Regions from separate parts of the Homo sapiens genome. Here region 1 is linked to region 2. The links are chromatin contacts, found by Hi-C in ENCODE. All regions are on one chromosome and are shown on one strand. The core of a region is the stretch at or near the end of the contact, and the rest is flanking DNA. Distances in the headings are between cores, read along the strand shown.

Region 1 (7,507 bases), core at 1,120-3,619, 620 kb after region 2:
ACAAGACCATTCACATCACTCACATTCTATTGGTGTTAATTATAATTTACATAAAGTTGAATAGTTGATAAAGCAATGTGCTTTCTATTAACTCGTTTGAACGTCACAAGAATCCTGTAGGGTAAGTATTATTTCAATTTTACAAATTTAGAAACATGTTTAGAGAGATGAAGTCACATACACATAAGGGATTCAGGTACGACTGCGTCCAAATGCTGTGTTCTTTCCCTTAACCAATGAAACCTTGATCAACTGTAGGTTAAAACTACCCAGTTTTTTTTAATTAATAGAATGGAATAAGAAATAGCATAGCCAGACCGTGTGCCATGGCTCACGCCTGTAATCCCAGCACTTGGGAAGACCAAGGTGGGTGGAACAGGAGATCGAGATTGAGACCATCCTAGCCAACATGGGGAAACCCTGTCTACTAAAAATACAAAAATTAGCTGGGTGTGGTGGTGCGTGCCTGTAGTCCCAGCTACTTGGGAGGCTGAGGCAGGAGAATCGCTTGAACCTGGGAGGTGGAGGTTGAGGTTGCTGTGAGCCAAGATTTCGCCACTGCACTCCAGCCTGGAGACAGAGGGAGACTCCTTTAAAAAAAAAAAAAATAGCATAGCTAGAGCCTCAATATATGAAACTCAACATAGTTGAAACACTTCTTATAGTAGATCACCATGTCAGATGTAATTTATTCCTGTAGGTGTTGGACCAAAAAATTGACAAACACTGAACATATGTGTAGCCCCAGTTACACTTTTACTCACTGTGTAGATTTTAAAGTTGATCTAACAGATTTATTCATTTACAGTATAGGTATAAATATATCCTGACTCTACTTTTCTCTATTTCCTAGGAGGCTTTTGAAAATCAAATGAAATAATATATGTGGAAGAACACTTTGTAAACTTTCTATACAAGTGTTTTGTAAATTTGGATTTGGAGGCTATCCAAAAAAAAGTTGTAGATATTCTGAATTCAAAGAATTCTATAATGGGGTTCACTTTTGTGAGGCTGCCACTATCCCTTCATCCCCTATAACAACGTATGGCTGCTTAAGTAAGAGGGACAATCGAGTTTGAACTATTTGTGAACTTTGATTTTTTTGTGTGATCTTTCTGGCTCTTAAATATGAAAGTTGACTATTGTCACACAACAAAGTCCCTTCCCAAGCACTGGAGTGTCTTGCGCAAAACCCAAATCCAATGTCTGTCAAAAATGAGTTGGAAAAAAATGCATGCAATACCATTATTAAGCTCTTACTGGACACAAGCCCTAGTTAGGTCTTTTCTTCCAGTAACCAATCTCTAGAATTTTTTCAAGTCACTAGTTAGCATATACTGAATACCCATTTATATAGGCTACAAAACCAAATGTTACATAGGTAATCTTTAGGCTAAATGATTTGCTATTTATTCACTTGAATAAAGATAAAATTCCTAAAGTACAACATATATTTTTTATTTTCAAACTCTAATAGGTCAAGTGAAAAATGATTATTCAAATATACTCTTCTTTCTTGTGGAAACAATCCCTTTAATACGATAACAATTTTTTCTGGCGCTTGATTGAAGCTGTCCTTGAACAGACAAAATTTCCCCTGTCTTCCAGAAATCGTGCTTAGTTCAAACTAAAATGTGATGTAGCGCAATTTCTCAGCTGGAAGCAGAACGATTGGTCTTTTCAGGATCCTTTAAGATAGGAATCTACATTTGCATCCTCTATCTAGTTTTTGTTTTTTAGGACAAAGTCTGGCCTTTTCGTCCAGGCTGGAGTGCAGTGGCGCGATCTTCACTCACTGTAGCCTCCACCTCCTGGACTCAAGCAATTCCCGTGCCTCAGTCTCTCGAGTAGCTGGAACTACAGGCACACGCCACTACGCCTGGCTAATTAAAAAAAAAAAAAAAGAGACCGGGGGTCTCCCTATGTTGTTCAGGCTGATCTCGAACTCCTGGGGTCAAGCGATCCTCCCGCCAGGGCTTCTCAAAGTGCCAGGATCACAGGCGAGAGCCGCCGCGCCCAGCGGCACCCCCTATCTAGTGATAAGCAACCTTCAACTATGAAAGAAGCATCTGGCCTGTGGACACTGTCGGTTATCCTTGGAACTTATCCAATTTAGGAAAACAAGTGAGCAACTAACCCTCCAAGGCCGGCTCACGACACCGGGAGAAAGTGGTGTAAAAGACAATCGCGGCCACACACCGCGTGGGGGCTGCGCAAAGCAGAACTAGGAAGCTTTGCTCCGGTCTGGACTTCGTCCCTCCCAGATCTCTGAGCTAGCAAGCACTGCAGCCCGAGCCAATTGCGAAAGACCAACAAAGCCCAGCCCAGCGGAAGGAACGGTTTCGGAGTTGTTTTTCTTTGATACGGGAGTTCCTCCTTGCTCTCGCCCCTACTCTTTCTGGTGTTAGATCGAGCTACCCTCTAAAAGCAGTTTAGAGTGGTAAAAAAAAAAAAAAACACACCAAACGCTCGCAGCCACAAAAGGGATGAAATTTCTTCTGGACATCCTCCTGCTTCTCCCGTTACTGATCGTCTGCTCCCTAGAGTCCTTCGTGAAGCTTTTTATTCCTAAGAGGAGAAAATCAGTCACCGGCGAAATCGTGCTGATTACAGGAGCTGGGCATGGAATTGGGAGACTGACTGCCTATGAATTTGCTAAACTTAAAAGCAAGCTGGTTCTCTGGGATATAAATAAGGTAACAGTGTTTACTATGTTTTACTTTCTGGTACCTTTAATTTGTGGATGTGTCTGCATTTTGCTGGCAACCACCCTTTACCTCATCTCTGCAAAGCAGGGAGGAAAAAAAAATTAGTATTGCCATTTTGCAGATGGGAGGGCATGAATTAATATGTTGTATGATCACATGATAAACAGACCTAGAGGTTATAATAGTCCCAGTTACTGCCCCATTTGTAAATTGATCCCCATTTTTGCCCTAAGGATAACTCATAATTTTTTCCTGAACCTGATTTCATTGATCCCTCTATTTTAAAAATAGGGAAAAAACAATCGTTTTAGCTATATATTAAAAGAGTAAGAAGCTTGTACCTATTAAGAGAAAGTCCTACTTACTGTTAATGAGAAAAGTGGTTTGAAAGATTATACTCGCCGTTGGCTCACGCCTGTAATCCCAGCACTTTGGGAGTCCAAGGCAGGCGGATCGCGAGGTCAGGAGATCGAGACCATCCTAACACACTGAAACCCCGTCTCTACTAAAAATACCAAAAAAAAATTAGCCGGGCGTGGTGGCGGGCGTCTGTAGTCCCAGCTATTGGGGAGGCTGAGGCAGGAGAATGGCGGGAACCCCGCGGGGCGGAGGTTGCAGTGAGCCAAGATGGCGCCACTGCACTTCAGCCTGGGCGACAGAGCTAGACTCCGTCTCAAAAAACAAACAAAAAGATTATACTCAACAGAAACCAATGCTACATTGCCATAGTTATTGCCAAGAGTAATTTTAAAAAGCATCTTTTCCGGGAGGCTGAGGTGGGGGGTTGCTTGAGCCTGGGAGGTGGAGACTGCAGTGAGCTGTAAACGCCCCACTGCACTCCAGCCTGGGTGACAGAGTGAGACCCTGTCTCAAATTTTTTTAAAAAACATTTTTTACCACGTTTGACCTGTGATACTGAAGGAGTGGCGGGAAAGCATCTTTTAGTAAAAACAATAAAAGGGAAAAAAACTTTCAGTGTAATTTTTTACCTAGGACAAGTGTAGGTGTGGCTTAGGGAGGAGAAGAGGACCTAGAATCCAACCTTTTATTTGACCTTTGGTAGATGAACAAAGGGGTTTCTAGAAGATACCTGATGGCCTGAAACATTATCCATTACACACTAGTTGACATGCAATGCTGTAAACAATAATTCAAAGGATGTGAAGTTAAATGAGGGTTAACCCAGTGAGTGGCTGATGAAGACAGCAATCAACAAATAATGACTGTCTGCTGCTTAGACATTAGGGATAGGGTGACAAACAGAAAATAAGGTTCCATGACCTCAGTCTAGTAGGGAAAATGGACATTAAGTAATTACAAGTGCAGGCTGGATGCGGTGGCTCACACTTGTAATCCCAGCACTTTTGGAGGCCGAGGCGGGCAGATGACCTGAGGTCAGGAGTTCAAGACCAGCCTGGCTAACATGGTGAAACCCCATTTCTACCAAAAATACAAAAAATTAGTTGAGCGTGGTGGCGTGTACTTGTAATCCCAGCTACTCATGAGGCTGAGGCAGGAGAACTGCTTGAACCTGGGAGGCAGAGGTTGCAGTGAGCCGAGATCATGCCATTGCATTCCAGCTTGGGCAACAAGAGCAAAACTCTGTCTTAAAAATAAATAAATTAATTAAATTAAATTAATAAATAAAAAAGTAATTACAAGAGCAATGAAAAATACAACCCAGGTCCAGCCTGGACCAGCATGGTCAAGGTCTGGCATGGTGATATAGTCAGACACATCTGAGCTTTCGTTTTCTGATTGGGTAACTTACTCAACGTTTCCACAGCTTTAGTTCCTTTTCTGCAAAATGGATAAAATAACAATACATACCTCAAAAAGCTGTCAGTATGATATGAGATAATGCATACAAAGCATTTAGCACAGTGTGGTATAAGGTAAACACACTGCAGTGTTCTTATTATTCCTTGACAAAGTGTGGTTTAAGCTAAAATTTAAATGTATGTAAGAGTTAGTTAGGTTAATGACTTCCAATGTCCAGTGCTGGTTTGTACAAAATTTTCTCTGATCTTCAGTGACATGCATTTATCCAACAAATATTTATTGAGCACCTATTATCTGTTAGGCACTGTTCTAATGCAGAACTGAGGATATAGCACTGAGGAAGACATGAGCCTCATGAGCTAGGGGCAGTATGCCACACTGTATAATAAAATGTATAATTGTTAGATGGTGTTAAGCATAAAGAAAAAAATAAAAGGTGAAAGTAGATAAAAGACTCTATATGGTGGGGAGGGTAGGAGGGGAGTGTTGACTTTACAGTGGTGGCCAGGAAGGCCCCACTGAGATGGAGATAATTGAATCAATATCAGAAGAAGCTGAGAGCACAGTGAGTCCTGCAGGGAGGGATCAGCAAATGCAAAGCCTGGCATAGACTGAGGGAAGGGAGAGAAGCACAAGAAAGGTCTAGATCTACTCTGTGCAACACAGTGGTAGGTAGTAGCCCCTAGCCTCTTGTGGCTCTTGAGCCTTTCAAAATGTGGCCAGTCTGATTTGAGATGCACTGTGAGTGGAAATACATGCTGGATTTTGCAGACTTAGTATGAAGAAAAGAATGTAGAATTTTGTGTTAATAATTTTTATATAGTATACATGTTGAAATGATAATTACTTAGATATGTTGGGTTAAATAAAATATGCCACTAGATTGTTTTTTTTTTTTTTGGTGTGACTACTAGAAAGATTAAAATTATATACATGGCTTGCGTTATATTTCTATGAGACAGTACCGGTGTAGAGATTTAAAGGGCTGGAGCTACAGATGATAAAATTTCCTGTATTTTGGCTTTTTACTCTGGGGAGTCAATGAAGGGTTTTGAGGGTAATTCCTATTGAAGAGGATCCTCCAGCTGCTGGGCTTAGGAGAGATGTAAGAGGAGAAAAGATGGAAGGAACAAGTAAAGTAAGAGACTACTGTGATAATCCAGGCATGAGATGAAATGATGGGGACTATTGAACCGGGTTGGCAGTAGCAGAGATTCGGAGTAATGGTCAGAAAAATTGAGGACAATGTAGTGAGTTTTTATTAGGTTAAATTAGTTTAATTTAAATAATCTATATTTTATTTTGAGATTATATCCTTCCTACTTTTTGTGGGTAAAAAATATATTTGTTAATGAAATTACATGATAACATATGAGGGTCATTTTGTTAGTTTTGAGTGTCCTTATTTGGCCAAAAGTTTGGCAATCCTAGTTCGGTATACACATCCCACTCTATTTTTCTTGCCGTTTTATAGATTTGAAATTATAGAAGGCTGAGAACCACTAAACCTGATTGGGAAAGGACAGGGTGGGGATTTGGAGCAGTCCAGGTAGCAGAAACTGGAGATGTGAAGCTCTTGGGCTGGTGAATACCTGGAGAATGAGGAAGAAAGTGGAGTGGTGTTTGATTGTTATGAGATCTAGCTGGCAGGGCAGGGAGGGGCCAAACGGAGGGCCCTTTCACCTAGAGTACAAAGACAATCTCTTAGATTCATCCATGTAATGAGGACAGCAGTGTCCACATGTACCATATGTTAATTTAGGGAAGAATTAATGGTGGTGTCAGCTTTGTTGTTCCACTAAGCCTGATAATGGGAATTATTCATTCTGCTTTGTGATAATCTATCACTTCTTGACTATTCTCATTCCCATGCTTGGTTAGAATAGTTTGTAGCCAGGCATGGTGGCATGCTTCAGTAGCCCCAGCTACTCAGGAGGCTGAAGCAGCAAGATTGCTTGAGGCCGGGAGTTCTGGACTGTGGTGCGCTCTGCATGTCTGCATAAGTTCAGAATCAATATGGTACCTTCTGGCGGTGGGCATGAAGGAGACCAAGTTGTCTAAGGAGGGGTGAACCAGCCAGGTTGGAAACGGAACAGGTCAGAGCTCTGGTGCTGTTCAGTAGTGGGATCATGCCTGTGAATAGCCACTGCACTCAACCTGCGCAACAGGGAGACCCTTTTTCCTAAAATACTAGTTTGGAAAGAAAAATTTACAGTAAGTGGTGAGCATATAATATATGCTCAAAGACTATTTGTTGAATGAAAAACTGAATTAATGAATAACTGAAAGAATAATGGGCATAATTTAAAAAGTTTTTCAATTTTTAGTAATCAAGGTAATGGGTGTAAAGGTCTTAGTTGTACCAATAGACAAACATATTTGAAAAAAGTTACCAAGGGAAATCTTGAAGAGTTATGAGCAATTGTACTGTGCTGCAAAACATTTTAAAGGAAGAATTCATTTTTTTTTTGAAGATCTGCTTATTTTTTATTTCTTACCAACTATCTACAGGGCACTGTCCGGAATTTTTTCTGGAGGAATTTAGAACTTAAATTTGTTGCACCGGCCGGGTGCAGTGGCTCACCCCTGTAATCCCAGCACTTTGGGAGGCCGAGATGGGAGGATCACTTGAGGCCAGGGGTTCAAGGCCAGCCTGGGCAACATGGTGAAACCCCGTTTCTCCTAAAAATATAAAAATTAGACGGGTGTGGTGGCGCATGCCTGTAATCCCAGCTACTAGGGAGGCTGAGGCAGGAGAATCACTTGAACCGGGAAGGCAGAGGCTACAGTGAGCTAAGATTGCACCATTGCACTCCAGGCTGGGTGACAGAGCGAGACTCCATCTCAGAAAAAAAAAAAAAAGTTTCACAATTCAGAAGGTGTGGAAAGCAGACCAACCTAAATGAGGAAGACCAAGGAAACAGGGCAAAAGTGAGACAGCGGATGTGAAAGAAGGGTATCTTTGCATCCATATAGTGGAGTGGTGGTTAGTTGCTTGGTGGTTACAGAAAGCCAAC
Region 2 (7,387 bases), core at 1,122-3,621:
TTCCTGAAATTTTCCTTTAAAAGAAATAAATTTACATACATACTCATATGAAATATATATTTTATTTCTCTATATTCTGTTATTGAGTTTATTCAAACAAGGTTAGGGGTGTTATCAAATGCTTAAACTGAGTTAAAAGGATCATGCAACTTACCATTATTTATTAACTTAAAAGGAACTTCTCTCTCACTTCAGTGAATATTTTTTAAATGCACATTTTAAATGGTGTAAAATAACATAATTAATCCAGTTTTGAATCTTAAAAAGTGTTAGTGTTTTATTAATTTACTCACACAGGTTATCCGAAAAGGATCTTCTGTTCCCCATCATGCTTTTAATAAAATTAACTAGTATAAGAATCTCCATAAACGAAGTACCAAAATGTTTACATTTATATTTCTGAAGCGCTAATAACATGACAAATACATGCTGCACATTTTATGTCTTAACTCACTTAATTCTCCCAAAGAGTCAAGTCCTAAGCGTTATGATCATCTCTTTAAAAAAAAAAAAAATCCAAAAATTGGGTATCAGAGAGGATAAGTAACTTGCTCAAGGTCGTACAGCTAATGAGTGGTGGAACTGGGATTTCAGTGTAGGCCTGACCTGGTTTTAATCACACTGCTGTAACAACACCTGGATTGTTTTTGTGCAAGACTTTCAAAACTGACAGAAGGAGAAGAACAAGAAAAACTCAACTGAGAATGGAAACTCTTAAAAATATAGATTAAAATAATTTGGAGGGTAAAAGCAAATGAAATACTTTCCCAAGGATACCTCTGACAAAATTTGTAAAAAGAGAATTTCCTCTGGTACTAGAAAATTCATGTCCTCTTACTGGGCACTGGCAAATTTGAAAATTCCTCTTCTGCCTTTTGTAGAGCTGGGCGCACTGGGCTCAGACACATTTATCAGCTGCTATCTGGTGACTTCATCATTTTGGTGGAATTTCAAAGAACATTAATTTAGTTATTTAAAAACATACTTCAAATTTTTTTAAAACAATGTAATCTTTCCTTTGCAACTGTTTTTAGAAAAATGTCTAGAATTAGAAACGGCCAAATAACTTCACGATATTATTTTATTCTATTTGTGGTGTTCTTAACAGCTCCCACTCCTCAAAACAACCACACACATCACCAAAAAAATGCACCAATGACAATCTGCCACACTCCTCCCACAACTTGACATTATATGCACTGTACTGCTACCCTTTTCAGCCCGGGACAATGGAGTGTCCAGGCAAGAAGGAAACCACGGGTGACTATAACATTTTCCTTTAGATTTTGTGACATTGGCAAATATGCAGTTGCAACTACCATCAGTTACACAAGTAATGTTCATTTTTTCCTCTACAAGAAAAAAAAAAACAAAACCCAGATGTACTCTTTCACTCTAATTAGGCTTTCACTAATTTTCAGTAAAAAAGACTATGGTGACATATCCTGAAGAAGGAGGTATCCAATAAATATGCACCAACAAAAGAGCAGTGGAATTCCGCGCTGGGTACCGGAAATAGGGCAGCACTAGCGGAGGTGGGGAATGCGCTTCCAAGGGAGGCGGAACGCAGAGGGGATGCGAGATGGAGCCCGGGGAGCTGCCGCAGCGGGCGATGGCCCCGGCCGGCGCCGGCCGTTCTGGTTCGTGCATCTGCCGCTGCGGGTCGCGCGCTCTTACCTCGCAGCCCGCGAACCAGCCTCTCCGCCCAGGCCACTCGGGGCGGCTGCCCTTCCAGGGGGAGGTGGCGATGCAGCGGGTCCCCGCCGCCGACTGGGCTGGGGCACGGCGGGCCCTGGTCCTCTCGCCGGCGCCGCCTCCCGCTCGGGTGGCCCGCGCCGTGGTAGCCCCCAAGCCCCCGGCTCCGCGCGCCCACGGAGCTCACGGCCGAGGAGGCGGCCGACCTCCGGCTGCCCGGGCGCCACTCTACGTCCATCTCCACCACCATTCCGCCTTCTTCCCCTTCCACCTCCTCCTCCTCCTCCTCGGCCTCGAAGCCGGGGTTATCGCGGCTCCACGCCTGCCGGGAGCACGACGAGAGCGGAGGAGAAGGGGAGGCCGCGGCTCCGGCCGGGGGGTCCCGCGCGGCCGCCTGCCGGATGCGCTGCATCTCGATCTCCAGGCCCCGCTGCTCGCAGAGGCCGCCCGGGGCGGCGAGGCTGGCGCCCACGGCCGCGCAGCCAGCCATCAGCCGGCCCGGGTCCGGCGCGCGGGGCGCGGGCGGCCGCTTGGCGTCCCCGGGCTGCTGAGGCTGCACGCGACTGGAGTTCACCATCGCGGTCACTGGCGTCCGGCGCGCGGGTGCGCGGCGCCGCGCTCGGCGCTGTGCGCCTCAGGAGCCATGTTCCTTTCTTCCCGGCGCCCGCCGCCGCCTGCTCCCCGCCCCCGACCTCCCCGCGGTCCCGCGTCCTCTCGCCCGCCCCTTTGGCCCGCCTCCCTCTGGCCTCGCCCCGCCTCGCCCATCCGCCGCGGCGCGCTGAGCGGGGAGGTGCGAGGGAGCCGCCCCCGCGGTCTGCGCGCTCGCCCGGCGGCTCCCGAGTCCGCGTTCCAAGTGGAACCGGAGCCCGGGCGCGGGCGCCCACGTTCCATTCCCGGGAAGGCCTGGGAAGGGAGGGAATCGCTCACCCGCCAGCCCGCCTGCAGGGAAAGGGCTCCTGGAGCTGTCGATGCCTGCCCGACGCTGAGATAACTCTTGGGTCCCAGTTATCCACCAGCCACTTCTGCCTCGATTCACCAAAGGGCAGGGAAAGAACCTTTTGGTGAGATGGTGTGAATTAGCGACATCCAGCCTGAGCTGAAGTCTCCAGCGGGTCAAAGAAATCTTTCCATTTGCAAACTACCAAGGCTGACTTGCTGTGCATTTGGCGGGCCTCCTGCCCCTGATTCTGCTGGTTTGGAGATGCTTTCTCGCTCTTTGGTTGGCTTCTGTCTCCACACATTGTGGGGATCCCAGGGATTCGTCATAGGACTCTCGGATCGCTGGTGCCTCCACTGTGATCTCCGGTCTCCCTGCGGCCAGCACTGACTTCTAGCAACAGAATCCTGCATGAGGGCCTAGGCACAGAACTTTATTTCCACTCTTCTGAACACATCTAATGTGATGCTCTGCAATTGTCTGAAATTTATCCTACCCTAAGTCATTATCTTGTCCCCTTCTCTGGAACCTGCTTCACTTCCCGTATCCCAAGGTGAGGTTTGGGGCTTCGCTGTCCTCCTCACTTCCCAGGCCACTCTTCTTCATGGAAGCCTCGCGGTTTACCCTCCACCGCCTACACCTTATCTTCTTGTTACTTTTGCCCCACAGATATCACCCTGATATGATCTCTGTTTCTCACTCCTGCTGGCTTGATCTTATGTCTTGCATTATTCCGCATTAGAACAATTGATCCCTGTCAACTCCCATCTCTATTCTCCACGTCGGTGTCCTCACTATTTCCAGGTTATATTGCAGAACCAAAGCTGCTTATTTGTCACGTTGATGCTTAGACACCTCTGTGGGCTTCTGGCAGCTGAAAGGATAAAATTTAATTTCTGTGGTTTGGTTTAGTAAATTCTCATAATCTGCTCCTGTATTTGTTTGTTAGGGCTGCCATAACAAAGTACCAGAGACTGGGTGGCTTAACAGAAATTTATTTGCTCACCTTGTCTCTACAAAAAATACAAAAATTAGCCAGGCTTTGCGGTGTGTGCCTTTGGTCCCAGCTATTAGGGACGCTGAGGTGGGAGGATCGCTTGAGCCCGGGAGGCAGAGGATGTAGTGAGCCAAGATCGGGCCACTGCACTCCAAGTGACAGAGTGAGACTCTGTCTCATAAAGAAAGAAAGAGAGAGAGAGAAGAAAGAAAAAAAGAAGGAAGGAAGGAAAAAGAAAAGAAAAATTGTATTTTCTCACGAGGTGTTGGCAGAGTTGGTTTCTTCTGAGGCCTCTCTCCTTGGCTTGCAGATGGCCCCGCTTTTGTGTCCTCACGCCGTCTTCCCTCTTCCCTCTGTATGCGTCTGTGTCCTAATTGTCTATTCTTATACATCATATTGGATTAGGGCCTACCCTCATGACCTTGTTTTCACTTCATTACTTCTGTAAAGACCCTGTCTCCAAGTATGGTCATGTTCTGAGGTAATGGGGGTTAGGACTTCAACACAGAAATTTTTGGGGGGACACAATTTAGCTTTAACAGCTCTTAATGTACTCCTCTAGCATGGCATCCCATGCCATCCATCCACCTTAATGAATTATTCATTTGTTCTCTAGGCACATATAACATGCTGCTAATATTTAGGTAATTATGGCTACCTATTACCTGATCCTGCAGTTTATTAATTTAGATATTCATGTTCTTCTCTTAACTGTGAGCTTCTCAAAGGCAAGACTGGTGGGTCTGGAGCACAGCCCTAGCTCATGCTATTCATCAGTTCATTCTGAAGACATTTCCTGTGCCCTGAATTAAGGTCTGGGCATGTAGAGAGGAGTATGATACAGCCTTGGCCCTCAAGAGGAGACAGACCAAAAATGAGAGATTACCAAGTGGGTTAAGGGTTATGGTGCCTGTCATCCAAGGAACTTCTGAAGCTGAAGATGTCCTGAATAGCACCAGCAGCACTGCAGAGTCGAAGGATTCTTACAGACACATTCCAACAGAGGAGAGCCAGGCCTGGAAAGAGAATGCAGAATCTGAGCCAAAGGGTCCTCTGGAGAATAGGCCTAGTACAATGTTTTCAAATTGTGATCAGAAGATCTCCAGCATCACTTGCAGCTCTTGCTAAAAATATAGATACTGGGTCCACATTCCAACCTTATTGACTCAAAATCTTCCGGATTCCAGTCCTGAAATTCTGAATCTTCACAGGGGATTCTCAGGCATCCAAAGTTTGAGAAGCACCAATGTGTTCCAAATGGAAGAGGTTTCATAAATATTTCCCCCACATTTCTATACTTCACTGTTAGCACTAGTGAGACAATCATCTGGAATCCCAGACTTAGAAGAAAATTCAGTGGTCTTTGAGTCAGGTTACTCTATGCTTGTGCCTGCAGTCACTAATTCGTTGTAAGGACCCTGGAGCCAGACTGCCTGGATTCTGATTTACTCACTACTTCCTAGCTGTGTGACCTTGGGAAAGTCACTTTATCTCCTTGTACCACCAAAGATGAGGATAATGATAATGCCTACCTCATAGGGTTGTTGTGAGGATTAGGTGAATTAATACATGTGTTTTAGTCCATTCGGGCTGCTATAAAAAATATCATGTAGTGGGTGGCTTATAAACGATGAACCTTTATTTCTTACAGTTCTGGAAGCTGGACGGTCCAAGATCATGCTGCCAGCAGATTTGTGGTCTGGTGAGGGTCTACTTTCTGGTTCATAGACTGCACCTCCTAGCTGTGTCTTATGGTAGAAGGGGCAAAAGAGCTCCCTTGAGCTGCTTCTCTAAGGGCACTAATCCCATTTGTGAGGGCTCCAGCCCCATGATGTAATCACCTCTCAGAGGCCCCAGCTCCTTATACCATCACTTTGAAGGTTAGGATTTCAATGTATGAATTATGGGGGGGGAACACAAACACCCAGACCATAGCATGTGGAACACCGTCTGACATGTACGTGCTAATAGTGTTAGAAGTAGTCTTTGCTCTTATATCTTAATTATGATAACTGTTTTCATCTATGATAATTGCTTTTGTGGATGTCTTTGTTAGTGTTAGAAGTGGTCTTAGCTCTTATATCTTAATTATGATAACTATTTTCATCTATTATAATTGCTTTTGTGGATGTCTTTGTTCCAGCTAGGCTGTGAGTTTCTGGAGGGCTCCATGCCAATCCTAGAGGCTTCTATAACAAATACTTACTAAACACCTACTATATGCCAGGCACAATACTAGGAGAGACGGCAATTCATTAAATAGGGGAAAAGCCTAGCTCTCATAGAGGTGAGCTTATATTTTACAGGGTTTGAGGGGATTTAGAAGAGAGATTGCCCAGGCTGGCATGGGTAGGGAAGGTAGGTAGGGCCAGATCATAGGAAGCCTCAGATGTGTGTTAAGGAGTACAGACTCTCTATAGTTAATGATAACATAAATAGGCCTTTTTTTTTTCTTTCTAGAGTGTCAGTTCCTATTTAAAACAAAATCTGAAATCTTCCTGAAACTATATCCTCACCCTTAAAAGAATTCAAATTGATTGGAAATGTGTCTGCACATACATAATTCAGAGTTATATGTGTGCTTACCCAAAATTTTCTTTACAAATTATTGCAAGAAATGTAATCATTAAAAATTCGCAGCAATTTTTGTGTAATACCACTTAAATAGCATTTGGTCCATTGCACCCTAAATCTTACATTTTGGAGTTTCAATATTAATTTCAATCTTAATTTTCATAAACCCAACACCAGCCATCTAATATATTTCCTGTTCAAATACTTATTCATTCCTTCTGGCTTACTAAGGTTCCCTTTTGTGCTTTTATGTTAATTTGTTTCTCCCCTTTAGAGTGCCCAGCTTTTGCTCAAGCAGGCCCTGAGGCTGTAAATTTCTCTCCCTACCCACGGAATTCCTTCCTTTAATACCCATCTGAAGACCTTACTTCTAATAAGAAATTTTCCATTATTAAATAAGTGACGTGCACAAAGTTTTTTTCATCTCATTTCCACAATCCTGTTGTCACATTACAAATTTCCATCATCTGTAGCATCTGGAAATACCGAGTGGGATAGATAACATGGCCTGGCTGCTGTTTGTTTTTTTTTTCATCAGTGTGCTAGATCTTCCTGGACACGCTGCACAAATCTCACCTCAGTCTTAGTGCCACCGTGGACGCTGGAAGGAGCCATTTTAAAAGGCAACCTTAAACAGTTCAGTCTAATTTAATATTAGTGGCCTCCACACCTCTGACTCTTGTATTATTAGAATTGCCTGTTTGGCTTTTATTTTCCAGTGTGAACTGATGAAACAGACACAAAGTGAAGTACCCGTTGGTTTCGCGGTCTCCACCTCGAGAGGAAATCCAAAAGGAGTTTCTGGCATGTGTGGTGTTGCTTAGCAATTTACCCAAACAAACATGTTTCCTCCTCATTTTTTTCCCCAGTACTTATTTACTCAAGAACATTGTAAAATCAATTTTTACCACTTGACATCTGAAATCATTAGAAGAAAATCTGGTGTTTTGGGCTTTATGAGAAGAACTGCTAACCACAGTAAGACTTTGACTTTACTTTGTTTGTCATTTTGCTGCTTTAATAACATAAAGCTAGGATTTGTGGCCTTCTTCATGATAGATTTGGTTTGGATTGGCCTGCATACATCCCTGTCTCTGTGGGGTTATCTTGGCACCATAATTGGCTGGCACCGTGATCTTGATGACCTAATCTCTCTATCTCAATTTCCTTCTCTGGATAATGAG

The links. Hi-C counts contacts between places; a loop is a spot of excess contacts on that map. Pooled maps may share reads with other maps.
Region 1: a loop to region 2 is called in a map with no recorded cell type, with 10 times the contacts of the local background. The contact joins the promoter of HSD17B11 here to the promoter of PKD2 in region 2. A Hi-C loop is called at or near these places in 2 of 37 single-sample maps with no recorded cell type and 12 of 50 pooled maps.

Annotation. Positions count from the first base shown.
Region 1 is chr4:87,386,050-87,393,556 of GRCh38, reverse strand. HSD17B11 (hydroxysteroid 17-beta dehydrogenase 11) reads left to right here and starts at 2,369. Exons shown (of 7, transcript NM_016245.5): 1 at 2,369-2,696. The coding sequence starts at 2,487. It also overlaps the pseudogene RN7SL681P. RefSeq lists enhancers at 1,502-2,074, 2,088-2,157.
Region 2 is chr4:88,002,619-88,010,005 of GRCh38, reverse strand. PKD2 (polycystin 2, transient receptor potential cation channel) reads right to left here and starts at 2,371. Exons shown (of 15, transcript NM_000297.4): 1 at 1,678-2,371. The coding sequence starts at 2,272. RefSeq lists silencers at 1,489-1,628, 1,679-2,608.